2 separate regions of the Homo sapiens genome follow, and region 1 is linked to region 2. A link is a contact called in ENCODE Hi-C or POLR2A ChIA-PET data. All regions are on one chromosome and are shown on one strand. The core of a region is the stretch at or near the end of the contact, and the rest is flanking DNA. Distances in the headings are between cores, read along the strand shown.

Region 1 (6,376 bases), core at 3,623-6,122, 33 kb after region 2:
GCCATTTCACTCCAGCCTGGGCCAAAGAACCCACCTGAATTTGTAAAAGTCTATTGTGGATTTTAAGGGACAAGCTTATTTGTGAGAATTACATAATTTTCTAATCTTGTTAACTTAAAAATGTGGGCTAGATTCTACCTTGGGTTCCCTGATGAGATCTGCATCCATTGTGTTTGTCCCCGAATATTTTTCTTCTCTCTTCCTTTGAGGAATCATATGCCTAACATTAATACTCTTGTTGGGCAGAGCCCTGCTAGCCAATAGCTTCAGAGGATTTTCCAGCTAAGAAGAGCTTAGTGGTGGGGGAAGTGGGAGTGGCTGTGAGGATTTGCTCATTAATCATGCAGAGATGCAGGCTGCATAATGACTGGCAAAGGCGTGGATAAAAGGATGATGCAGGTATTTTTCAAGGACAAGCTTTGGGGTTAGAGATTCCATTTCTAGAGGCAGGACAGACTCAGGAAGCCCAGGGCTCCAGGAAATGTTGGTGTGAGGTAAGGGTTGTGGCTGCTCCACCTACCTCTAGCCCCAGATCTGCTGGCCCCAACTTTGTGCTGAGAGGGCTGTGAATCACTACACGCCCCCACCCCCCCACCCCCCCACAAGCTCCTATCCACTAAGGTTACACCATTAAAGCAGCTTTACTCCTGGAGGTTTCAGTAATTAATCTGTCAGTGTGTCACCATGGCAACATATTTGTATATCTCAAATGCCATGAGCTCCAGCCAGGATTTGAAAAACTGCTTTACCTAGTGCCCTAGCTAGTGATTAGCAAAGGATTATGTTGTAGAACACAGGGCATGCTGGTTGGCTCCAAGGCAAAGGAGGCTTAGGGAACTAATGTTCATTTTTCCTCCTTTAGAAGCGGCTGAGATTCCATTAAGGGATTGGGGACCAGCAGACCCCTTCTGGCTTCATGGGACACATCATGACCTCCTAGGGGCACTAAAAGAGAAATCCTCTGCTGTCCTCCACTCTGCTCTCCTCTCTTCCACTCCTTCTTTCTCTTCTCCCATTTATTAATTCAATAATTCCAAGGAAGGATAAAAGATGCGAGATTTGACTCATTCACCTCAATTCTTAGGCACATGCGCTGGTACAAGACTTTTCTCTCATTTTGTTTCGTTTAATTTCTCCCTCTCATCCCTGATGCCACATATATTTTCTTCCCCATTATAAGTGTTTTTTACTGGACTTCCTAGAAGCAGAACCTGGGACATAGTTTCTTTTTCCTTCCTTCCTTCCTTCCTCTCTCCCTCCCTTCTTTTCTCTTCTCTTCTCTTCTTTCTCTCTTGCTTTCTTGATTCTCTCTCTCTGTGTCTCTCTTCTCTCTCTTTCTTTTAATAAAGAGTCTCACTCTGTTGCAGGCTGACGTACAGTGGCATGATCATGGTTCACTGCAGCTTTGACCTTCTGGGCTTAAGTGATCCCCCACCTCAACCTCCCAAGTAGCTGGGACTACAAGCATGTGCCACTATGCCCACCTAATTTTTAAAATTTTTTTTGTAGAGACAGGGGTCTCACTATGTTGCCTAGGCTGGTCTCCAACTCTTGGGCTCAAACGATCCACTCAAATGATCTCAGCCTCCCAAATTGCTGGGATTACAGGCACGAGCCACCATGCCCCACTTCAGAGTTTCTTGTTCAAGTGGCTTACGGTGGGAGAACTCTCAAGAAATACTGGTTATGGGAGCACGAGAGGGAGAGAAGTGGGCTTAGGCATGTCTAGCGTCAGCCTACTGATAGGGAACCCTGGAGCATGAACAGCACTGCAGGGCTGCCTTCCCCTTCCCTGTCCTGCTGACCCTACCGGGAGGCAAGGGGCAGGCCTGCCATCCATGGCGCTGAGGGTTGCCAGCCAGGCAGCTCTCCTCTGCTGAGGGCAGCTCCCCAAAGAAGCAGGGCAGCTGTGAGACATTTGAAGCCGATACACACAGCAGCTGGGAGGATGCGGACTCCAGAACAGTGAAAGAGATTGGGTGGGTCACCAACAGCTACAACAGGCAATCAGGCTTTTGTATTTAATAAGCATCTGTGTGTCTGTGTGTTTATCTGTTACTGCAGAATACTTAGTACTCATTCAAAAAAATTTATTGAACCCCTACTCTGTGCCTATTTCTATTCTGAAAGCTAGGGGGTTATAGTCATGGTGAAAACAGACAGGATCACCCCTGCCCTTAGGTTGTTGTTAAGTGGAAGAAATAGATATTAAACAATGATTCACACAAATGAACATTTCAGAATGCAAAATGTAATACATGCTGAGAGGGAGAAGCTGAGGTGTGACAAGAGATCACAATGGAAGGTGAGATGCATGCTGGGGTGGAGGGAAGGCCTCCCTGGGGATGGGTATTTATGGCACTGACCTAGAGAGGAGTTGGTGTGAGCTGGCCAGAGAATGGGAGGGAGGCTGCTCCAAGCAGAGGGAGCAGAGGGAGCACCGTCCTGACCAGGAGAAAGGGCTCTGTGAGTTCAGGGAATTGAAAGGAGGTCAGTGTGGCTGGACACAGTGACAAAGGGGTAAGGACATGAGAACAGCAAGAAAGGGGGCCCATGGCAGCAGATGCCAGGCCTCGGAGGTCATGTTCAGGACTTAGAGCTCTCAGTGAAAGCCAGTGGAAATCCACTGAAGACTTCGGGCAAGAAAGAGACATGATGACCATGGGTGGCTCAAGGGCTGTGTGGGGTTTGGAGAAGGCAGGAGTGGAAGCTGGGAGGCTTGTGGAGGTCGAGGGAGAGATGCCGGTGCTCTGGACATGAGTAGTGACAGTGGATGTAAGGAGAAGCCGCTGGCAGAGGAGATTTCAGAGGGAGCAGGTGCAGGGGTTGCTGAGGGTTTGGGTGCAGGGGTGAGGGAAGGTAGGAGTGTAGGTTCACACTCACGTGGAGAGAAGTGCCATTTTCCAGTGGAAGATGCGAGGCAGGCAGTCGGCAGGATGCGTTCAGAGCTCAGGGGATTGGCTGCACTGGAAATTTAAGCCCAGTGGTTGTCAGCACATTGGTGACACTTGGAACCCAGGGATAAAGTACTGCTAAGGAGCAAAAGAAAAGAGAGAGAGAGCAGGACTGAAGCTCATGCGCAGAGAGGAAACCAGCCATGCATCTGAAGAAGAAACCAGAGAGGCAGGAAGAACACAAAACATGGCAGCAACGAACGCAGCAGAGGAAGTTTCAAGGAGGAGGGTAATGAGTCCTGGGGTATGTACACTGTCGGGTGCCAATCAGATGGTCTGTGGACAGGGCCGCAGCAGGGTGCGGTGGAACACGAGAGCTGCAGCCTGCTTTCCACAGGTGCAGCTCTGCTGGGTGAGGAGGGAATGCAGGCTGGATGCAGGGCACTCTTAAGTAAGTTTAGTTATTTGGGGAGGAGGGGAAGGGGCCGCTTCCAGAATGGGAATCAAGATCAGTTTTGTTTTTTTAAGATGGGGGAGATGTTTGAATGCTGGGGAGGAGTTGGTTTATGGGGACAGTTGATGGCACAGGAAAGAGAGGGGTTAATTGCTAGAGAAAAGTCGCTACAGAGGTGGGAGCAGGTGGGAACAGACCACCATTCCCATTATCTGGCCAAAGGGTATGCTGAGCCCATGCACAATGGGGTTCCAGCCTAGAGAGATGACAGCAGAGGAGGGATGGGAACATCTAAGTGGTGAAACTGTCCCTATAGACTTTATAAAATTAATCAGGAAAGAAGGAAGGGGGAGAAATGAAGATAAACCAAGCTTGCAGCACACTCAGCATTGACCATGAGGTCCGCTTGCTCTCTGATCCACTTCCTCACAGCTGTCTGGGGCCTATCGACTCAGGATTACATGAACCCTGTTACGAGATGATCCTTCCCCTTAGCTGCTCTATAGATAACAACTTCAACATTATAAAACATTAACTTTTCCATTTGAGATACTCTTTCAGTTTCTGCATACCAATGAAACTACTGATGCCAGCTGGTCTTAAGGACCTCACAGGAGCTGAGTCACCAAAGAATGCAGTTTCCACATCCTGATGATTTCCTTCCCCTTATCCCAACTAATCAACAACCCCAAATTCTTATCTAGAAATGGACCAAATTCCTTGATATTGACTGGCACTGGCCGAGGCTTCCACATATGGCTCAGTGGATATGTAACAGGATCGTTTGCCCAATGCCTGGCAAGTCAATATAACAAGACAAGGGGGATTGCTGCAGAGAAAAAGTCTAATAATCATAGGAGAGCTAAATGAGGAGGTGGGAAGAAACCTCAAATCCACCAACCTAAGGAATTTGGAGCTACGGATATTAAGGGCTTTGGAAAGGGCTGAGATGTGGGGATTGTTGATTGGTGGAAGAGTGCAGGGTGAAGTCATAGGACAGGGAGATGAAGAAACTGCATTCTCATGCTGATTTGGTTCCTCGTGGGGTCTTCAAACTCATTGGCATCAGCCTTTCCTGATGGAATTCAGGATATGAAGAATATCTTGAGCAATTCTTAAACAAAAGCCTAATGATTCTAACATCAGAAGTCCTATCTATGGGGAAAATGGGATTTAAACAGTCAGTATCTTGAGCTGCATGACTTTCAGTTTAAGGAAGTGGGCCAGAGTGCAGCCTGATTAATGCTTAATTATAACTATATTTCTGCCCCAAACCTGGCATCTAAATTCTTGTTAACCCTATGAGGATGGTTTTATTATTATTATTATTATAAAAGAAAGAGGTTTAATTGTCTCATGGCTCTGCAGGGCTGGGGAGACCTCAGGAAGCTTACGATCATGGTGGATGGGGAAGCAAACATATCCTTCTTCACATGAGGCACGAAGGAGAAGTGCTGAACAAAGGGGGAAAACCCTTACAAGGGATGGTCCTTATAAAACCACTAGATCTTGTGAGAACTCACTTACTATCACAAGAACAGCATGGGAGAAACCACCCCGATGATTCGATTACCTCTCACTGCATCCCTCCCACAACACATGGGGATTATGGGAACTACTATTCAAGATGAGATTTGAGTGGGGACAAAGCCAAACCATATCATTCCACCCCTGGCCCCTCCCAAATCTTATGTCCTCACATTTTAAAACACAATCATGCCTTTCCAACAGTACCCTAAAGTCTTAGCTTTTTCCAGAATTAACCCAAAAGTCCAAATCCAAAGTCTCATCTGAGACAAGGCAAGTTTCTTCCTCCTATGAGCCTGTAAAATCAAAACAAGTTAGTTACATCCTAGATACAATGGGGGTACAGGCACTGGGTAAATATACCCATTCCAAATGAGAGGAATTGGCCAAAACTAAGGGGCTACAGACACCATGCAAATCTGAAATCCAATAGGGCAGTCATTAAACCTTAAAGCTCCCAAATGATCTCCTTTGACTCCATGTCTCACATCCAGGTCACACTGATGCAAGAGGTAAGTTCCCACAGCCTTGGGCAGCTCCACCTCTGTGGCTTTGCAGGGTACTGTCCCCTACTCCTGGCTGTTTTCACAAACTGGCACTGCATTTCTGTGGCTTTTCCAGGTACATGGTGCAAGCTGTTGGTGGATCTACCATTCTGGAGTCTGGATGATGGTGGCTCTCTTCTCACAGCTCCACTAGACAGTGCCCTATTAAGGACTCTGTGTGGAGGCTCTGACCCCACATTTCCCTCCCTCACTACCCTAGCAGAGGTTCTCCATGAGGACTCCACCACTGCAGCAAACTTCTGCCTGAACATCCTGGCATTTCCATACATCCTCTGAAATCTAGGCAGAGGTTCCCAAACCTCAATTCTTGACTTCTGTGTACCTGCAGGCTCAACACTATGTGGAAGCTGCCAAGGCTTGGGCTTACACCCTCTAAAGCTACAGACTGAGCTGTACTCTGGCCCCTTTTAGCCACAGCTGAAGCAGCTGGGATGCAGGGCACCAAGTCCCTATTTTGCACACAGCAGGGGTCCCTGAGCCCAGCCCAGGAAACCATTTCTCCCTCCTAGGCCTCTGGACCTGTGATGGGAGGGGCTGCCATGAAGGTTTTTGACATACCGTGGAGACCTTACCCCATTGTTTTGGAGGTTAAAATTTGGCTCCTCGTTACTTATGCAAATTTCTGCAGCAGGCTTAAATTTCTCCCCAGAAAATGGGTTTTTCTTTTCTATTCCATGTTCAGGCTGCAAATTTTCCAAATTTCCATGCTCTGCTTCCTCTTGAATGCTTTGCTGCTTAGAAATTTCTTCCACCAGATACCCGAAATCATCTCTCTCAAGTTTGAAGTTCCACAAATCCCTATGAGGATGGTTTTAGACACTCTTGGGTGATTCGTCTCCCTGCAGGTATAACGCTGAACCATGCTTCTGCAGGCATCTGGTCCCTGGCACAGTCAGTGACTCCAGAGCCAGTACCAGCCCATCAGGGCAACCCTC
Region 2 (6,931 bases), core at 2,845-5,344:
TAGGAGTCTGTGGTGGCCACAGCCATCACCTACTACCCTGCTCTACAGGAGAACAGATGGTGAAAATAGTGGAGTGGAGCATGAGTGTACGAGGTCAATGCTAAGGGCATGACCAAGTCATGGGGCCTATCTGTAGGACATGAGAGTCACGGGACTGATGCCTACATACTTGATGGAAAACCCAGGTGTGAAAACAAGAAGACCAAAGGTAGAAAATAGAGTACGTCTCATGACCTTGCTACTCAGACTGTGGTCCCTGGACCAGCAGCATCCGCATCATCTAACCTGGGAGCTGGTTAGAAAGGCAGAATCTCAGGCCCATCCCAGACCAAATCAGTATTTGCATTTTGGCAAGAGCCTCAGATAATTTGTTTGTACATTGAAGTTTGAGAAACGCTGCCTTAAGTGCTCCCAGTGAAGGACCATTGGGCACTCGGAGGAGAGTAGGTGTCTGATGCTCACACAAGTTCCTGAAGATATTCTGCTCATGGTTTGAAAGGCCTATATGTTACTAGATTATACAGTCACCAACCATATAAGATCTAAGGGACACCCAGGCAGAGAGAGTCAGGGATGTAGCCCAGGGCATCCTGGCACTGGAGTGGACCTCAAAGCTTGGACTGGGTACCCCACAGGTTCCTTTCCAACACCAAGAATTTATGCTTCTATATACAATATCTTTGTACATTATCTTTGCCTCCTTGTGCAAGTGATTTCTGTAAGACACATTCCATAAGTGGGCATGCTTAAAATTTTCATAGATATTGCCAGATTTCTCAACAAAAAAGGACACCCATTTGCATTCCTGGTATCAGAACACATGTGTTCTCCACGCTGTTGCCAACATAACTTATTATCAATCTTTTACATTTTGGTACTTGGATACATTAAAAAGTTATATTTAGTGATTCAAATTTATGTTATTGGAAGGTTGGACATCTTTTCATGTGTATTGATCATTTGTATTTTTTGCCCTGTAATAAGTCTGTTCACATACTTCTCTAATTTTTTTAATAAGGTGGTTTTTCTCACTACTGATTTATGCAAACTTTTTGATAAGTGGGAAATTAATTTTGGTCTTTTTCATTACAGATATTTTCTTTTGATTTCATTTAAGACACACACACACACACACACACACACACACACACACACACACAAGCACAAACATACCTTTACAGTGTAGAAATGTAAAATTGTGGCCAGGCGCTTATGCCTATAAATCCCAGCACTTTGGGAGGCCGAGGTGGGCAGTCACTTGAGGTCAGGAGTTTCAGACCAGCCTGGGCAACATGGCAAAACCCCTCTCTACTAAAAATTTAAAAAATTAGGAAGGTGTGGTGGTACATGCCCATAGTACCAGCTACTCAGGAGGCTGAGGCGGGATAATCGCTTGAACCCCAGAGGGAGAGGTTGCAGTGAGCCAAGATTGTGCCACTACACACCAGCCTGGGTGACAGAGTGAGACTGTCTCAAATAAAAAAAAATTAATAAATTTAATATTGTTAGTCACATTCATTTATCATGTCCTTTGTGGCTTCCAGGTTTCATGTTCATGCTTAAGAAGGCTTTCCCCCTTCCTAGCTTATTTTAAAAATGTACCCATGCAGGCCCAGTCAATTCATCAGATGATAAATTCAGTCTTTTAGAATTGTATCTTCTATGGACTGAATGTTTGTGTTCTCCCTCCACTGCCCCTGACTGCCGCCCCTTCATATGTTGAGGCCCTAACCCCCAATATGATGGTATTTGGAGGTGGGGACTTTGGGAAGTAACTAGAACCCCTGATGGGACTAGTGCCCTTGTAAGAAGAGGAAGACAGGCCGGGTGTGGTGGCTTATGGCTGTAATCACAGCACTTTGGGAGGCTGAGGTGGGCAGATCACGAGCTCAGGAATTCGAGACCAGCCTGGCCAAGAGGGCGAAAGCCCGTCTCTACTAAAAATACAAAAATTGGTCGAGTGTGGTGGCAGGTGCCTGTAATCCCAGCTACTCGGGAGGCTGAGGCTGGAGAATCGCTTGAACCCAGGAGGCGGAGGTCGCAGTGAGCTGAGATGGCGCCACTGCACTCCAGCCTGGGCAACAAGAGGGAAACTCCATCTCAAAAAAAAAAAAAAGAGCAGGAAGACAGAGGACTCTCTTTCCACATGTGTGCACCCAGGAAAGGCCATGTGAGGACACAATGAGAAGATGGCCCTAGTGTGCAAAGGCAGAGGGAGAGGGAGCATTTGACTGTCAGCAAATTGTTTTCTGGTGAATTGACCCACAGCCCAGAAACTGGCTCTTGGGTGGATTGATCAATTTACAGATTTTTCATTTTCTCCCTCACACTTAGTTGTTATTTTTATTACATTCTTCTTTCAGTCTTCTTTATGTTACTGTGTTGAGTGCTGGGTTAATTTTTCCATTTCTCCTCATGTCACAATGAGAGCATTTAAGGCGATGTGTTTCCCTTTGAGCACAGCTCTTGCCTCTCTTCCCCCATGAAACTGTTGCAGTACAAAAGAATTTATTCAGCTTGGGCCCCAAAGTCCAAATTCTAATGGGATGATGTGGGGTCTGTGGTAGTAATGAGGCCTGGCCCTTCTGCTTCCTCCTTTCCTACTTGTATGGCTCTCCTAGAACCAGAAAACAGGCTTGTCATGAAAGCCTCACTACTTCACGGAACTTAAACAAGTGTGTGCTGTCACGTTCCAATGCTGCTTATCGTGGCTAAGCCACTTAAACCTCAGGTATTAATAGAAGAGTTACTACATGTTTTGTATGGGTTTTTGCATGTTTGAAACTCATTTTGAATTATCTTGAGTATTTAGGCTTTATTTAAAATGAAAGACTATTAAATCACCTTGTGGCTAACCTTTTATCCCCTCCATAAGCCTTTACATCATTTACTGTCTGGAGTCTCTGAAATGCTCCATATTAACAATGTTTAAGAATTAGATTAGATTAGCCGGGCGCGCTGGCCCACGCCTGTAATACCAGCACTTTGGGAGGCCGAGGCAGTGGATCACCTGAGGTCAGGAGTTCGAGACCAGCCTGGCCAACATGGTAAAACCCTGTCTCTACTAAAAATACAAAAATTAGCCAGGCGTGCTGGCGCACGCCTGTAATCCCAGCTAGTGGGCAGGCTGAGGCAGGAGAATTGCTTGAACCAGGGAGGCAGAGGTTGCAGTGAGCCGAGATTGTGCAACTGCACTCCAGCCTATGCAACAAGAGTGAAACTCTGTCTCAAAAAAAAAAAAAAAAAAAAAAAAGAATTAGATTAGATTATGTACAAAAGTGCAGATAAGGCTATGAAGAAATGCACCCCAGTATTAACTGTGGTTAATTCTGGGTAAGTGGATTCTGGGCAACCTTTTTCTTCGTATTTTCCCTCCAATTTTAAACCTTTTCATTAGCATGTATTAATTTTATAATTTTAAAAGTGTTTTTAAATGATAGAAAATTTAAATTTTTGATATTGTGTAAATTGCAATTATGTAAAAAATAATATGTATATTAATAGGACTAAAAGAGATGTGCCAAAACATTAACAGAGTATTTTTCTGGGTGGTAGTGCAATGGATGATTTTTATTCCTTCCTTTTGCTAATCTGTATTTTCTTAGAATATATTTGTATATTCTTTATTCTTTTCATAATGGAAAAGTTAATTTTCTTTTTAATAAAGTAAATCGAATTCTGCCAGGATGTCCTGGGTACAGAGCTCTTCTTTTCACAGATGTTTCCTGCAATGTAAAGAGTTCTTTGAATTTAAATATTCAGATTTAATCTTTTCATTCTTGGGACAGTTTTGTAACTGCCCAATAGGGTTCACCTTGCCCACTGCCTAGACAGAGATGATTCATCAAGATAGGGGAATTGCAATAGAGAAAGAGTAATTCACGCAGAACTGGCTGTACGGGAGACCCGAGTTTTATCATTTCTCAAATCAGTCTCCTCAAGTATTCTGGGGTCAGAGTTTTTAAGGATAATTTGGTGGTGGGGGGCAATGAGTTAGGAGTGCTCATTGGTTGGGTCAGAGATAAAATCATAGGAAGTCGAAGATGTCTTCTTGCGCTGAGTCAGTTCCTGAGTGGGGACCACAAGATCAGACGAGCCAGTTACCAATCTGGGTGGTGCCAGCTGATTCACCAAATGCAGGAACTGCGAAATATCCTAAGCACTGATCTTAGGTTTTACAATAGTGATATTATCCCCAGGAGCAATTTGGGGAGGGTCAGAATCTGTCTCCAGCTGCATGACTCTTAAACCATAATTTCTAATTTTTTGACTAATTTGTTAGTCCTATAATACAAAGGCAGTCTAGTCCCCAGGCAAGAAGGGGGTTTGTTTTGAAAGGGATGCTATCTTTGTTTCAAACAATAAACTATAAACTAAATTCCTCCTAAAGTTAGCTCAGCCTACACCCAGGAATGAACAAGGGCAGCTTGGAGGTTAGAAGCAAGATGGAGTGGGTTAGCTCAGAACTCTGTCACTGTTTCAGTTATAATTTTGCAATGGCAGTTTCGGTTTTTCTTAATTATGCCTTTGATTATTTGTTCTAGTCTAATGGTTGTTGCTTCTTACTCAGGAACACCCTCTGTTCTTGGGTTGATCTCTGGTTTCTATACTTTTATATCTATCATCTTCTCTCTCATTTTTCATCACTTTATCATTTTTCTCTTTATCTGGGAGAGCTTTGCAAGTTTATCCTCCACATCAGTGCCCAAAGGACAGCCTCCCTCATCCTGGAAATGGGATTATAAGAAACTCATACCTGTTTAGAGGAGAAATTGAGAAACAGTCTGTGAATGCAGCCCAATTGAATGATGTAAAAGAAGTGAGGGTTGTTAGTGACATCCAAGAACCCTGGGAGCATGTGTCTGGGATTGCTGCTTGAACTCAAACCATGGGCCTGACCAGTTAGGATAGCGTGGCAGGACAGGCCAACACGAGGGCCCAGGAGCCAGCTGGGAACCCCATCTCCCTCCTAGGGAGGGGAGGCCACAGGGGAAAGAGAGTCACAGGACGGATCTGCTGGGACCAGCCCTGATGCACAGATGCTAATACACACAGAAAGAGTTGTTTCCAGAGTTCCAGCACCACAGCTCCTCCCTCCAGGAGGAGCTCTTTTTTGAGAAAGAGTCTTGTTCTGTTGCCCAGGCTGGAGTGCAGTGGCTTCATCTTGGCTTACTGCAACCTCCACCTCCTAGGTTCAAGTGATTCTCCTGCTGATACAGAATGGCTGGGTTCCAGCTAAACCCTACCCTCAAGCCTGGAACCTTGGCCCTAAGTGAAAGCAGCTGACCCTGCAGGTCTGGGTTCCCAGCTAAACTCCACCCTCAAGCCTGGAACCTCGGCCCTGCGTGAAAACAGCTGACCCCATTTTTCTGCCCAAATGATTGCCTTTTTGGCCTGCCACGCCCCTATGCTGTGCCCATAAAAAGACTTCAGCTGAAAGAACAACACAAGCGGCTGATGCAAGTGGTCAGGGCTGCAAGCTGCTGAGTATCAGGGATACATGCGGCTGAGCGTCGGCGACTACGGATAGACATAGTTAACTTCAGATGGTGTGGCTTCAGGGAAAGATCACCTTCCCGCACCATCTCCCTTCCAATTCCCTGTCCTGCTGAGAGCCACTTTTACTGCCCAGTAAAATCCTTCACATACTACCCTTCAAATAGTTCATATGACCTGATTCTTCCTGGACACCAAACAAGAACTTGGGTGTCAAAAAGGGCAGGTGCAGGAGGCTGTCACCCTGACCCTTCACCAAGTTGTTAACACTTAGCCATCCATGAACTGCAGGGTGAATGAGATGAGCGACTCCAGTTCCTGCCCATGAAGGGGGTCAAGGGAAAAATTTCACCTCAGTGCCTCAGCCTCCTGAGTAGCTGGGACTACAGATGTGTGCCACCACGCCCGGCTAATTTTTGTATTTTTAGTAGAGACAAGATTTCACCACATTGACCAGGCTGGTCTCGAACTCCTGGCCTTAAGCGATCCACCCGCCTCTGCCTCCCAAAGTGCTGGGAATACAGGCATGAGCTACTGCACCCTGTCTGTTGCATGGCTTTTGAGGTCTTTGTCATAAATTCTTTCCCTAGGTCAATGTATTATTAAAAAGTCAAAAGGCAACAGATGTTGGTGAGGATGCAGAGAAAAGGGAACACATACGCTATTGGTGGGAATGTAAATTGGTACAACCTCCATGGAAAACAGTATGGAGATTTCTGAAAGAACTAAAACTAGAGCTACCATTTGACCTAGCACTCCCACTACTGGGTATCTACCCAAAGGGAAATGAATCGTTATATGACAAAGATACCTGCACTCGTACGTTTATTGCAGCATTATTTACAATAACAAAGTCATGGAATTAACCTAAGTGTCCATCAGCAGATGATGGGGTAAAGAAAATGTGGTATACATACACCATGGAATACTACTCAACCATAAAAAAGAAAGAAAGAATGTCTTTTGCACCAATATGGATGGAACTGGAGGCCATGATCCTACCTAAAATAATTCAGAAACAGAGAGTCAAATACCACATTCTCACTTATAAGTGGGAGCTAAACAATGTGTACACATGGACATACAGAGTGGAATAATAGACACTGGAGACTCCACAAGGTGGGAGGGTGGAAGGGGGTTGAGGGATGAAAAAGTACCTGTTGGATACCATTTACATTATTCGGGTGATGGTTACACTAAAAGTCCAGGCTTCATCGCTATGCAACATATTCATGTAACAAAAATGCACTACATTTATAAATATTTTTTAAAATGTTATTTTCTTTTTGTCACCAAAGTTGGGCTCCCATCAGAGCCACCTGGGCCTCTAATGATTCCATTATTTTGGTTGTACTAGCCAGCCTTCCTGGAGCACTGTGAGGTTTGGGCCTTGGGGATACAACCCTTTGGTTTTACGACATGGATCTCTCTCCCA

Evidence for each region. Hi-C counts contacts between places; a loop is a spot of excess contacts on that map. ChIA-PET counts read pairs that join two places held with the same protein, here RNA polymerase II (POLR2A). Pooled maps may share reads with other maps.
Region 1: a map of CD14-positive monocyte shows a loop between it and region 2 (2.1-fold over the local background). The contact joins two enhancer-like sites. A Hi-C loop is called at or near these places in 4 of 168 maps with a recorded cell type or tissue (CD14-positive monocyte, PC-9, endothelial cell of umbilical vein and 1 more) and 2 of 50 pooled maps. POLR2A ChIA-PET finds 5 or more read pairs at or near these places in 4 of 52 experiments (GM10248, H1, MCF 10A and 1 more).

Annotation. Positions count from the first base shown.
Region 1 is chr20:4,631,532-4,637,907 of GRCh38, reverse strand. No RefSeq gene overlaps it. Among named protein-coding and RNA genes, the nearest start is that of PRNP, 52 kb to the left of the region's middle. Within about 2 kb of position 4,872, at least 3 of the 41 ENCODE cell types and tissues checked have a DNase peak (open chromatin) inside an H3K27ac peak, as active enhancers do; they include CD14-positive monocyte and PC-9, where a contact is called at or near this core.
Region 2 is chr20:4,663,299-4,670,229 of GRCh38, reverse strand. No RefSeq gene overlaps it. Among named protein-coding and RNA genes, the nearest start is that of PRNP, 20 kb to the left of the region's middle. RefSeq lists a silencer at 3,869-4,070. Within about 2 kb of position 4,094, at least 10 of the 41 ENCODE cell types and tissues checked have a DNase peak (open chromatin) inside an H3K27ac peak, as active enhancers do; they include CD14-positive monocyte and PC-9, where a contact is called at or near this core.